Linked DNA regions of Mus musculus: region 2 is linked to region 1. Evidence: chromatin loops called from intact Hi-C (ENCODE). Cell type or tissue: left cerebral cortex. All regions are shown on one strand. Links, peaks and the distances in the headings refer to the core of each region. The heading gives the core; the rest is flanking DNA.

Region 1 (7,840 bases), core at 1,588-6,587:
AGGCTGAGGCCAGTCTGGATCACACAAGATCTTAGCCCAAAACTGAACAACAGGAGATGATGAAGCAGGTAAAGGTGCATATACACACACATAAACTATTTTTAAAAGAATAAACAACAATATGTTCCCTTATTTCTCTCTTCAATGAGTTACCTGTTATTATCACTGTCTGAATCTTGAACCAAAATTAAGCTTCCATTTCTGAGACCTTGTTCTCTGAACGTCTTCTTCATGTCTTCTTTGGGAACAGCAGTCCAGCACTCTCCATCTGCAGACTCCACACTGTTCATGAGGATGGCACCTGCTGGGGTGCCCAAGGCTGTGAACACAGCGCCCACTTCTGCATTAGCAGGAAAGACATGTGGTGACTCCACCAACTGCTCACATTTTGAGCCTTCACCACTTAGTTCTAGATGAAGAATGTTTAACAGCAGAGGTTCACAATCAAAACCAGTCTGAATTTGGACTCCACCAACCTGCAACAACATCAATACAACCACTAGTGAAGCATACGTTTACCAAATTAAAGTAAAATAAAAATTATTCTTTCACAGAAAAACCTATTCTTGTAGCACAACCCATATTTTTTTCAAGTGAATAGTTTTTTCACACCGCCTTTTTAAGTATTAAAAGAACAACTTTGAATTTTATTTTGAAAATTTCTCTTATTCACCTTTTCTGACTTTAAAGTATGAGTTGCCAAATGGTGGCAATGTGCCCTTGGAAATCCAGAGGACCAAGGACAGGTCACAGGGCATCTGAGATGCTCATCCCTCCTGAGACAGCATCCACTCCTGTCACTCCTGCTTTAGCAGCCCTGGCTACACTCTTCTATATCCCTGCAGCTGTCACACACACTAAAGCCTAGGGTGCAGCTACTTACATAAGGAGGCCATGGATGACTAGCTTATTCTGCATCAAGCATGGGACATACAGTTTGGTAAAATGGAGGTGCTTCATTACTTTTGAGCATGTGCATTTGTGCATACAGGTGTGCACGAACACACACATGTATATATGTGTGCAGCCAAGATCTTGGTTGTCCCAACTTTTTTTTATTAACCTAGAACTCACCAAGTAGGCTAAGCTGGCTGGCTATTAGCCCCAGTTAATTATGTTATCTCTGCCTCCCCAGTGCTGGGATTACAAGAGCATGCACCATCCTGGCTTTTTACAAAGGTTCAGGGCTTCTAACCCAGATCCTCGCGCACTTTACCTCTGGCACAATCTCCTCTGCCATCCACATATTTCTTTAATCTAGCTAGTAAGTACCACTGACCTCAAAAGTACTGAGCAGTCCAAAGTTTCCTTCCTTCCTTTTCCCTTTCCCCTCTTCTTTTCCTTCCCTTTCTCTCCTTACACCTCCTTTCAATTTCTGAGACAGAGCTTTACTACGTATCTTAGGGCTAGCCTGGAACTCACTATGTGGTCCAAGTTGCCCTTCAACTTGAGTAGTTCTATCTCAGGCGCCTTGGAATACATGTGCACCACCATACCCAGTTCATTTCAGGAATTTTCTGATGGCTAACTGAATGCCAAATAAAATTTCATTACAATGTTTTTTGGGTTTTTTTTTGTAATGAGACATGGTTTCATGCTGCCCAGGTTGGCCTTGAACTTATTATAGCAGAGGATGACCCTGAATTTTGATCTTCTGTCTCTACTTCCCGAGTACTGAGATTGTAAGTGTGTGCTACCATCATACTTAGTTTTATGCAGGGCTGGGAACTGCACTAGGCCCAAGGCTTCATGTATGTTAGGCAAGCAGTCTACCAACTGGGCAACATTCCCAGCCCTGCAACAGAGTTGTAAAACATCCTAAATTACCATCAATATTGCTTCAGCCATTTTTCTTACCTCTACCCCATTCCATACAAAGATGTCTTCCCCATCAGCAACCTCAGCTTCACACAGTGTCAAGTCATCTCCTAGAAAGATGAGATACTCAGTTCATTCCCCATGACCACAAATATAGCTAAGCTATAGAGAGCCATGACTCTTCAATGTTTTTGAAAAGGCACTTATTAAGAAAAATCATAAAAAAGCAGTAATTATTTTATTAGTTATACTATTAAATCTGGACCATTATACAGTTTTGTGAGCACAGCAGCAAGACAGGAAGGTACATAGAGGTCAACAGTCAAGCCCAAATCACCTGAGATTACCCATAGACTCCAAATGGCCCAGATCACCACCAAACTGCTGCCGGTGTCAGCTGTCACAAATAGATGTGTGTTGTAACACTACCATTCTTATACTGGTTTGTTATTTCAGAGAAGTAAATGCCTTTAAACTCTCAAAAGACTTGTCTTTATCTGCTACAAAATCTGAGATTGAGTGGGCAAAGCCACATAAATAAGATTTTAATGGTTTTAAAGCATTTTGCTCAGTCATTTGTGACTCTGTGTGTATATCTATAGCTATATACCTAAAGCATTTTAAAGTTTTGGTAGGATGGTAGTCTTAGTTTAAAAAAAAGTAAAACATGCCATATTGAGAAGAGTTTACATATACATTGGATAGACTGCTGAGATAGAAGGCTGCCAGGTGGCTCAGTGGGAAGACACTTGCTTCACAGTCTGATGACCTGAGTTCCATCCTGGAACCCATATGGTGGAAGCAAAGAATCCACTTGTGTAAGTTGTCCCCCAAGGCTCCTGTGCTTCCATGAGGATACACATGCATTGTGCATGTATATACTGCCCCCCCAAGATAAATGTAATTAAAAAAGAAATAGGTAGGAGGCAGAGGAGGACTGTCAAGCTCCCCAAGATAAACGCAGAATGAGTTGCTGTGTTCTGTATTGATCTTACCATCGAGGGTGTGGTACACATGAAGTCCTGCTGGCACACGCTTCGCAACACTAAGAACCATGTCTCCTTCCCAACATTCCAATAGCTAAAGAACGTGTAGAGTGAGAAAACAATGAGCCATAACATATGAACAGCACACCCTTGGACTCAGTAAGAGTAGCAAATGAACACTCCCATTCCTAAGCAACACCAGCATTTTAGAAATAAACAATTCATTTGATGAATTACTCAAGCCCAAAGATGTTGACTGCATCCATTGTTGACTGAAGAATTTGGGTGCCTAAGCCCAGTAGCCATCTAAACAATCTTACTCAGTTTATGTAAGGATGGACTTTCTTGGAATGCAATCTGGCCCAGGAATTTCTGACCCAGCTTTACTCAGAAAACAACATGGCTCCAGGGACTACAGAAAGGAAAACCCCCTACTCTAACTTAAAAGGTAACATTTTGGGCTGGGGTATAGCTCTGTGGTACAGTATTTTGCCTAGTTTGTATGAGGCCGAGTTTTATCTCCTCTCCCACCCTCACCTCCCACCCCTCCCCGCACCCTCTCATAAGCATTGTCAGTTATGTACTAGATAGATGGAGGTTTGTTAAGCTTTTAAATCTGAGCCTGGCTACTGGCAGAAACCTCACTGAAATAGTATCAGAACATTATTTTTACTCTAGTCTTTTTTATAACATTATAAGATATTTCTCTTAAGAAGACAAGATAATTTGTCTTTACAATACATTTATAAGATTCATTTACTGTGTCAATCTCCTGGTTCTTCAACAGTGGCTTGTGTCTAAGTTGACAGTTTGCAGAGATGCATAATTGAAATACTAGATAGCCAGCATAGCCAGTAATGCATAAGACATAAGAAACAAATCAAGCCTTTTCCATTTGGAATGCCCTCCACAGCTCAGAGCACCAGGCTACTGAGCTTAGCTCTGCCAGAACTGACTCAGAAATGACCTTTACTGCAGAAGTTCAGACATACAGGATTCTAGAGCACCTGCTACTGAAGCATAGATTACACGTTTCTGTTAAATTACCTGAAATATTGACTGACGGAGATCTCCTAAAGTTTTTCTTTTATCAAACGTTAAGTCCCACACGCTTTCTGTCTCAGAGACTGCAGGGTGAAGAGCCCCATTGAAGAAACGGTAGTGAGGACCCAAATGAAGATGCAACTCAAAAGTACTGTTTGCAGAGTCACATTCTGCCCTTTAGAGACATAAACAAAACACACATACACTGTTTTTTTAATACTCTTTATCTCAAACCAAAAACTTTCGAATCTGTTAACTCAATAAATATGAGTTCTTAAAGTTAAAAAACTACAACAAAACCCCAAACAAACAAACAAACAAAACCATTCACCTTATCATGCGTGTAAGTTCTCCACTCTACCTCAGTAACATCTTTTTCTTCTGCCTGCCCAAATGATTTACTTTGGCTTTTCAATACAGCACACATTCAGCGAGACCTGTGCCATGAATTCTAAGAGAAAGTTGTTTCCATGGACACTGCATACATTGACTGTCTCTAGCTATAGAAGAATTCTGGATGTCTGCCCACATATTCAGAGGTGGATTCCAAACACCATCCTGATGTCCACGAGGCTCCTGTGGTCTTTCCAGATTGTTAAGATCTTTCCCAGTGTTTGTTTTCCAGGCTGAAATCCTAAGTGACAGGCTGATCTCCGCTCCTCTCAGTTAACTCAAAGCCTGGTAGCAATCTTGTCCCCTTAGGCAGAACAAGCTTAGGCTGGAACGAGGCAGTCGCTGAGACTAAGTACTTCAGATGAATTCTATGCTCATCGACAGGAACGTTAGATTTTCCATGATTACATTAAGGGCTTTAGTTTTAGCTTTTGCTGTTTTGTTTTTAATTCTTAAGTTGCAACTGCTAGCCTAGGTCACTCATGCAGGCTCTTTTCTGCATTTAGCATGTTTCAATGGTTTAGTTTTCACTGAGAGTTCCATTGATCATGGTGTGTCATACACTGCATCTACTATTTTCACTCCCAGTTTCAAGTCCATGATAAAATTTCTGAACATAGCTTGCTATGTTATCTGACCCTATTCCCAACACTCTGCTGATACTACTGATGAGCAAACACAGCAACAGAATGGTCTCCAGAGCTTAAGGTTAGCCATGTTCTTAAGTTATGCCCTCAGGTTTTTTTAAACCTTTGTTTTTATTTTGGGCATTTTGCCTATATTTATTTATTTATCATGTGTGTGCAGTATCTGCAGAGGCCATAAGAGAACATATAATCCCCTAGAACTATAGAGTTATAGACAGTTGTGAACTGGGATGTGAGTGCTGGGATCTAAACCTGGGTCCCCTGGAAAAGCAGCCAGTATTCTACCCACTGGGCCACCACTCCAGCCCAGCCATTATAGCTCCCTTTCCCCTGACTGACACTAAGCCCCTTTAGAATCAACCCACCTCTAGTCTTCTGTCACTATATGCCAGTTCTTACAACTACTTAAAACTGGGGGGCAGTTATATTGGCTAGTTCTCTGTAAACTCAAGGGAATCATTTGGCTAGGCCAGAGCACAACTCACATAGCATGCTTCCAATTCCTCTAGGCGTCCTAGGCTCTGATCCTTACTTAGCATGGTTACCAGATGTTATCATTCACTCTTACATATGGATAAATGATGTCTTTACTATAACTAGTTAATAGGTATACATATTTTGGTAAACTTTTATATTGAATGCTTATGACCCAAATTGATCAGTATTTTCCAGAAATACTATCTAAGCACCAAATGTAACTCAAACTACCTTCTCATCTGCAGTAGAATGTTGGCTGCATCCATTTCCTTCAGCAAGTGACATGGAACTCTGTATCTTGGATTGGCTCGAGCTGTGAACAAAACTGTCCATTAATTTGTTTTGACCAAACAAAATTGTATTTGCTAAGGAGGCAGGATTAAAAACCTGAACTCAGGTGTGGTAATACACATCTGCAACCCTAGCACTGGGAAGGCCAAGGCAGAGGATCTTGAGTTTGAGGCCAGCCGGGGCTATCCTAGAAGACATTCTCTCAAAGATGAGTGGCTGCAGAGATAGCTCAGAGGTTAAGTGTGCTTGATACTTTTGCAAAGGACTGGAGTTTGGTTCCTAGGACATCAGGCAGCTCACAACTGCCTGTGATTCCAGTTCCAGGGGATCTGAAGCCTCAGACCCCTGCATGCACATAATGGACATAAATGTATGGAGGTACACACTCATGCTGGATCCAGGAGCATTAACATTGACTACCTAAGGGAAAACAAAGTTTTCTCTTGATCTTAGTTTTCCTAGATGAACAATTGAAGAATATATATATATATTTTAAAAGCTGATCTAGAAGAATCTCATTGCTTCAATTTTCTTTAAGCATACCTACTAGTTTTGTGCTGATTATAATTTTAACTGTTAGTTACTGTAAAAATTCAGAAATTAGGTCTGAAGGTGACTCAGCTGCTACTAGCCTTGTGGAAACTTCAAGTGCCAGGGTGGGGAGATATGGGGGGGGGGGGGGGGCATCCGCTCAGAGAAAGGGGGGCAGGGGAAGGTTTGTTGGAGGGCAGGTGACTGGGAGGGGGCAGTGATGGGGATATAAAGTGAGTAAGTAAAAAAAAAAATTAAATTAAATTTTTAAAAAAGGGAGAAAGGAAGAACGCTGCTTTTCATTGACTGCTCTTCCACGGGCCCCAGGTTTGGTTTTCGACACCCACATGGTGGCCAACGACCCACTGTAGCTCAAGTTCTAGGGGATTCAATGCCCTGCTTTGACCTCTCAGGGCACCAGGCACACATATGGCACATAGAGGCAAACATTCATACACTTAAAATAATAAATTGTTTTAAATTTTAGAAATTACATTTACTCATTTAGATTTTTTGAGACAGGGTCTTGCTATAGTCTGGGCTGGCCTGAACCTGACTATGTGTCTTGGGTTGGTCTTGAACTCACTACAATCTTCTTGCCTCAGCCTCCCAAATGCTGGATATATATATATAAATGAGTCACTATGACTAGTTTGAAAGTTATTTTCGAAGTATATTAGGGTACTATCTGTAATCTCACTCCCAAGACATCAATCTTTTTGTAAAAACTGAGATTGTAGTCAGCAAACTAGCAGTGATTTTTCACTTCATATTTCTATAGGCTAAAATTTGTGACTGCATAGTAGTGCACTTAAGTAAAATAATTAGTCTAATGTTTTCTTTCTTTTGAAAAGAATTATTTACTTAATGTATATAGGTTTTGTTTTTGTTTTTTTTTTTTCCTGCATGTATTTCTCTGTACAATCTGTGTATCTGGTGCATTTGGAGGTCTGAAGAGCCTGTTAGATTCCCTGGAGCTGGAGTTACAGACAGTTGGCAGCCATTATATGGATACTGGGAATTGAACCCAAATTCTGTAAAAAACAGCTAGTGATCTTAATCATTGTGCCATTTCTCCAGCCCCTAATCAACCTTTTTTTCTGTTAGCTATTATAGTGGTTTGAATAAAAATAGATTTGAATACTTGGTCACCAGGGAGTAGCATTATGATGCGTTGTGGTCTTGTGTGACACCTTTCTTTGCTTGCTCATAGTTACATTTTCCTATGCAGCAACAACAACGTACAGCATCCAAGAAAGTTCAATTAGGAAAATGTAACAATGAGAAAGTGAAGAAAAATGTCAGACATCTCCTCATAAAATGACAAACTGAAAAATAAGGTATGATTTCCTGCTGAAATAAAGAAATACATCAAGTAAGGAAAACTTAAATGACAAGCTGATTTCATTTGGCACAATATACTTGTTTTAGTTTTAAAATATGTAAAAGTACCCAGGTAAAACCATCTCTTCAAAAGACAGAACTTCAGGCAGCATTTGAAGCATGTCTGCTGAAGTTGTTAACAAAGCAAAGCAGAACACTTCTTGTTTTCCATACCTTCAGGGGGCCTTTGTAACGTGGCTTTCCGATAAAACAGCATGTAGGCACTTTCTTTACCCTGGAACTGCTGTGTGATATCTTTCTCTCTGATTG
Region 2 (5,000 bases), core at 1-5,000, 210 kb before region 1:
CTTACAGAACCTCATTATCATACCTCATTTGCATGTCTCACATCTGATTGGTTATACTCTCAGTACCTTACAGAACCTCATTATCATGCCCGGGCCAGGCAGTGTCTTTGCAAAAAACTTTACTGCATATGTACACATTGGTTGTTTGTCCAAACTTATGCGTGGTGGCCAGCAGTAGTCAGTGCCACTCTGCAACGGCACATGTGGCTTCCCACAGGTTGCCTAAAAATGAGATTTGGTTACTTTAAAAAGAAAAACAAGAAAAAAAGGTAGTGTCATGTCTTGCCTCTTGTTTGCCAATGTAACCAGGTGACTAGATGAAAAGGATCCAGCATCCTGCCCAGGACTCCACATAGAGAGCTTGTGCTGAAATGCAAATCTGGGAGGGCCTGCTAAAGAGGCTTCCCTAGTCTGTGTGCTCCTCAGGGCTGTGCCAGTGTGGGTTGGAAACATGCACGTTTTGGGCTAGAGGTGATGACTTGGCAGGTCCTGGTATTTTCTGGGGTGTTGAAACCCCATCAGAGCATGACTGTAGACTCAGCTCCTCTTGCCGTCTTTCTCCTTTGACTCTCAAACTCTAGGTCTAGGAAAGCCAGCCAAGTAGGAAACCAGGCACAGCCATGTTCTTTATTCTCTTCTCTACCCCAGCCAAGAGTGTGAGGCAGTTCTGTGTAATCCTAGAGTAAATAAGGGAAAAATCAATTTACTTGGCCTTGGTGTAACAGGTTCTTAAGTATATATGCTCATTATCCAGACAGTCACTGAAAGGAAAAACAAATCTAGCCTTCACATTCCTAAGCCTCCAAACAGGAAGTGGTGGTGATCTCTTAATTTATTAAGCTATTTTGCTCATGAAGATTGCAACACAAGTGATCATTAATATCAAAATAATTGCTTGCCTCCCATACCATCAGGAAAGAATTGACCTACAAGAATATGTAGGGAGAGGAATTCCAGAGGTGCCTGGCATCCGCTGGGATAAAGGAGCATGGGTATCACAGGAAGTGTGCAGACTCTAGCCATCAGAAGCACACACGTTTAGGTTTTGCTTTGGGAAATTCTTTATTCTCATTTGGCACTGTTGGTTTTGAGTAGGTACAACCGTTAGTTTCTCACATCGTGGAGTTCCCTTTTCTTCTTCACCATCACTTTGCAACCAAGTCTCCAGAGAGAATCCATCAATAGAATGTGGTACTGGCCTTTGCACACCTCCTGTTTGGCACAATGACAGATGCTCTTTCATTTCTTTCCAGGGATGATGACATTGAAGTCATTGTGGATGAGACCTCAGACCACACAGAAGAGACCTCTCCCGTCCGAGCTGTCAGCAGAGCAGCTACGTGAGTGGACTGGCTGGGTGGGCGAAAGGCAAGCGCCAGCATCACTGTGACTGCTCATTTGTGGACATGAGAACCTAGTCATATGTACCCAGAGCCCCCACGCCCTGTCCACCCCACAGAGAGGAGAGTGGAAGGGAGACAGGGTACCAGTGGCCTAACATTTCTAACACAAACAGGTACAATGGCCTTCTGAGAGATGAGTGAACCGTTAAACTTTATTATACATAGTGATGAGAGCCTAGGACACAAGGACAGATACTTAGGGTCTTGTTAAAGTAGAGCTGAAAGAATGCATTGGATTTACCATGAGTACCCAGAAGTGTTTAGGTATGTTAGACAGATTCCTTGTCATTTGCAGGAAGATCAGGTTAATCCTGAGAGCCTTTTGTTTCTTTAAGACAGTAGGCTGGGTTTTCCTTCTCCCTCCTTACTATTTCCTGGTGGTTCAAATGCTGTGTTGAGTTTGTCTTGGCTGGGATTTGGGAATGGAAAGTGTATTCCCAGGTACTTATTTTTAGGGGCTGTTTTGATTTGGGGCAAAATGTTTCTAAGGTTTAAACCTATCCTCCCCTCCTCTTTAGTAAGCGACTCTCGCAGCCTGCTGGAGGCCTTCTGGATTCTATCACTAATATCTTTGGGTAGGTTAGAAGACCTTCACCTTTCCTTTTGAAAATGTGTAAATATTCCTAAGCATATGTATGTGATGTATTATTTTTAATGTACACCAGAATTTCAGTGGTTCCAAGAACAAGGATGCCTTAATTCAGCTTGTCGTTTAGCTTCTTCCTCTTTCTGCAACTTCCTTTCTTTTTATCTTGCTGCGAGCTGATCTATGGCCTTTCCCTTTAGTCTGTCCGAATCTCCCCTTTTGGGACATCATTCTTCTGATGCTGCCAGGTGAAAATATTACCCTCTCAGCCCAGCATGTGAGTGTGGGTTATTGATAATCGTGCTGATCACGCTGTGCTGCCCGCAATCATCGATGTCCACATGCTAACCAGGATGCTTTGCATGCTCCTAGGAATGAATGCTGGAGCCCTGGAGCTGGGCAGTCAGGTTGGGCTCCATGCAGTCATTGCGCTCTTGATGCTCTTCTCTTAGCATGCCTTTGACTTTGCCTTGACCACAGTGTAAAAACTGAGGGTGGTTGTAAATAGGCATGGAAATCGTAAGCGTAAAACAGTATTTCAAAGTGCCAGGAGTTCGCCTCTAAGCTAGCTAGTGTGTTAGGTCGAGACGGTTTTCCCACAGTTGACTGACAGGGAAGCAGCTTTCATTTGAGACTGCTTCAGTGCTGGGTTTTGGAGCCCATGAGTTAGCAAACAAGAAGTAAGGTATGGCTAACTCTTTCTTGTCATTTGAGTGAGATGGTATGAACCCTGAATTTTGGAGGGTCTAGAAAGACAACAGCTATTAGCACGGGCACACTGCTTAAACGAGGTCATCATTGAGGCTTTTCTGGCAATCTCATGGATACTGATCCTGTGCAGTTTTGTATAATGTCTGCCTTTGTGTTATTCCTTAGGAGACGCTCTGTCTCTTCCATCCCAGTCCCCCAGGATATCATGGACACTCATCCTGCTTCTGGTAAAGATGTGAGAGTCCCAACTACTGCCTCGTATGTCTTCGTAAGTATGCTTTGTACTCAGTCCCCTCTGAGTCTGGGATGGTAGCAGGATCTGGAACTAACTGGTCCTTTGAGAGCTACATCTAGGCTTTCCATTGCTGACTTATTTAGACCTGCTGGCTTTGTGACCTGTGGGGAATTAAGGTATGTTGTGCTTAGTTTCAGCACACAGAGTTTGTTAGGGACATCCTCTGGAGCAGGCAAGTGGCTAAGAGGATTGGTGATTTGAGCAGCGGGGCAAGAGAGAACTAGGGATGGAGAAGAAACCATGTGATTTGTACAGTTGTTTTTACCAGTTAGCTGCAGTTTAAAGTGAAGTTCCTGATGGAGGTTTATGTCTTTCAGAGGCACTAGAGAAATAGTTCATGTTAAAAGTGGGGAGCTAGAGAGAAGACTCAATGGTTAAGAGAACTAGCTGCTCTTCCAGAAGACCTGAGTTTGATTTTCAGCACAACATGGCAGCTTACTACTGTCTGTAAGTTTGGTTCCAGGGGATCCGACATACTCTTCTGGCCTCATGAGCACCAGGCATACACATAGTGCACAAACATTCGTACATACAAAATACTCTTACATACACAAAAAAATTAAAAATAATGACATCCACCAGAGCAGGTGTTGGTTTTATAAATCAAACTGTATCTGGATGACTTCCAACCACTAAGAGCCTGTGATTGGAACCAGGACACAGCATTGTACAGAAAACATTAAATGTAGTACCTGGGAATCTCAGGTGGGTTCTGGCAGTGACAGTTACCCTTGTTCCCAGTTGGGGTTTAGAACAGAAATTGGTCTAACCTGAGAAAATGGTCTGCCTTGCTCAAAGCCTTGAAAACAGTGGAGAAGCAGAGAGGCATCGTTACTTGCTGTGCCTGGAGTTGGTTAAGGCAGGCTTAGGTGAGGGAGACATGCAGCTCGAGCCTGCTTTCAGTTAGTGGAACGGCTCCTGGGCACTAGAACTTTTGGTTTAGGACATTGCAAAGCTTCATTGGTAGTCAGTCGTTGTGGTGAGCTGACTGAGGCTGACTGACTCCTGCTGTGGAGGAGGAGTTGGGTAGAGCAGAGCCATACCTTACTGAGGTCAGTGATGATTGGTAAAAGGTCTGATTGCACTGAATGTCACAGCCCCTTCCTTGCCCTCGACTCCCAGCAGCCCATTTTTTTCCTAGCACATTGAAGTTATGTGCATGGGATAATGGGGCAGCTGATAATTTAGGATTCTGCCAGTGTGTGTTCCCGAGAGTGAACGGTTCACAGCTGACTGCTATCCAACAGAACCTGTGATGCAGGAGTCTTGATGAGTGGCGGATGGGTGTGACAGTGCATGATCTCAAGTTTTCAATCTGAGACCTCAGGACAGAATATTCTTACAAAGGAGAGCTGCATGAGGTGAAAAAGTCAGGTCAGCTACCAGATTTCCAGCAGTTGGACATGAGCAGGAAAGTGGACAGTCACATCACCAAAGCATTAATATGTCCCAGTCGGTTAGAGAGGTGCTGCCTCCCTGGGCTTTGCTGTACTTGGAGCAAAACGTAGACATCAGCTTTGCAAGTAGTTCCATATCCACTTTTGTGTTGGGGAATATAGTGGTACCATCTCTTTCTTCCCGTCACATGGGATGCTTTTACCTGGTCTCATTCTGAATGTGGGTGTTCATTCGTGCTAATCTTAGAAATGCCCCTGTGAAAGGGCTGGGCACAGTGACACAAGCTTTTAATCCCAACACTCAGGAAGCAGAGACAAGAGAATATGAGTTTAAGGGTCAGCTTGACCTAGAAATCAATTTCCAACCTATCTCAAAAAAAAAAAAAAGATATTTCACATGAAGAACGTATAATTCTCCTAAAATAGCACTTTTATTGATTTTTTTTCAAGTACAATATAGATTATAAATTTTTTTTCTGATAAGCAAAATGAAGCTACAGGAAGTTAAACACTTGTTGAACATCATAATTTTAGTACATTCTAGTGCCACATTTCCGGAATGAGCTACACAGACTCACAGTATTAGTACTGGCCAAGGAAAACTTTAG

The links. Hi-C counts contacts between places; a loop is a spot of excess contacts. Peaks named below come from ENCODE experiments on the same cell type or tissue, not always from the same donor. Only the 100,000 strongest peaks of a DNase experiment are listed, where the experiment ranks them.
Region 2: a loop joins it to region 1, with 2.8 times the contacts of the local background. A loop is called at or near these places in 2 of 42 quality-filtered maps.

The regions. Positions count from the first base shown.
Region 1 is chr1:87,978,158-87,985,997 of GRCm38, forward strand. It overlaps Usp40 (ubiquitin specific peptidase 40), which reads right to left. Exons shown (of 32, transcript NM_001198573.1): 11 at 7,745-7,840; 12 at 5,597-5,678; 13 at 3,852-4,023; 14 at 2,814-2,898; 15 at 1,858-1,928; 16 at 154-476. Among named protein-coding and RNA genes, the nearest start is that of Usp40, 26 kb to the right of the region's middle. In left cerebral cortex, for the core only: no CTCF peak of the experiment used is centred there; a DNase peak (open chromatin) is centred at 4,348.
Region 2 is chr1:87,772,892-87,777,891 of GRCm38, forward strand. It overlaps Atg16l1 (autophagy related 16-like 1 (S. cerevisiae)), which reads left to right. Exons shown (of 18, transcript NM_029846.4): 7 at 1,254-1,340; 8 at 1,922-1,978; 9 at 2,866-2,968. It also overlaps Gm25395. Among named protein-coding and RNA genes, the nearest start is that of Atg16l1, 19 kb to the left of the region's middle. In left cerebral cortex, for the core only: no CTCF peak of the experiment used is centred there; no DNase peak of the experiment used is centred there.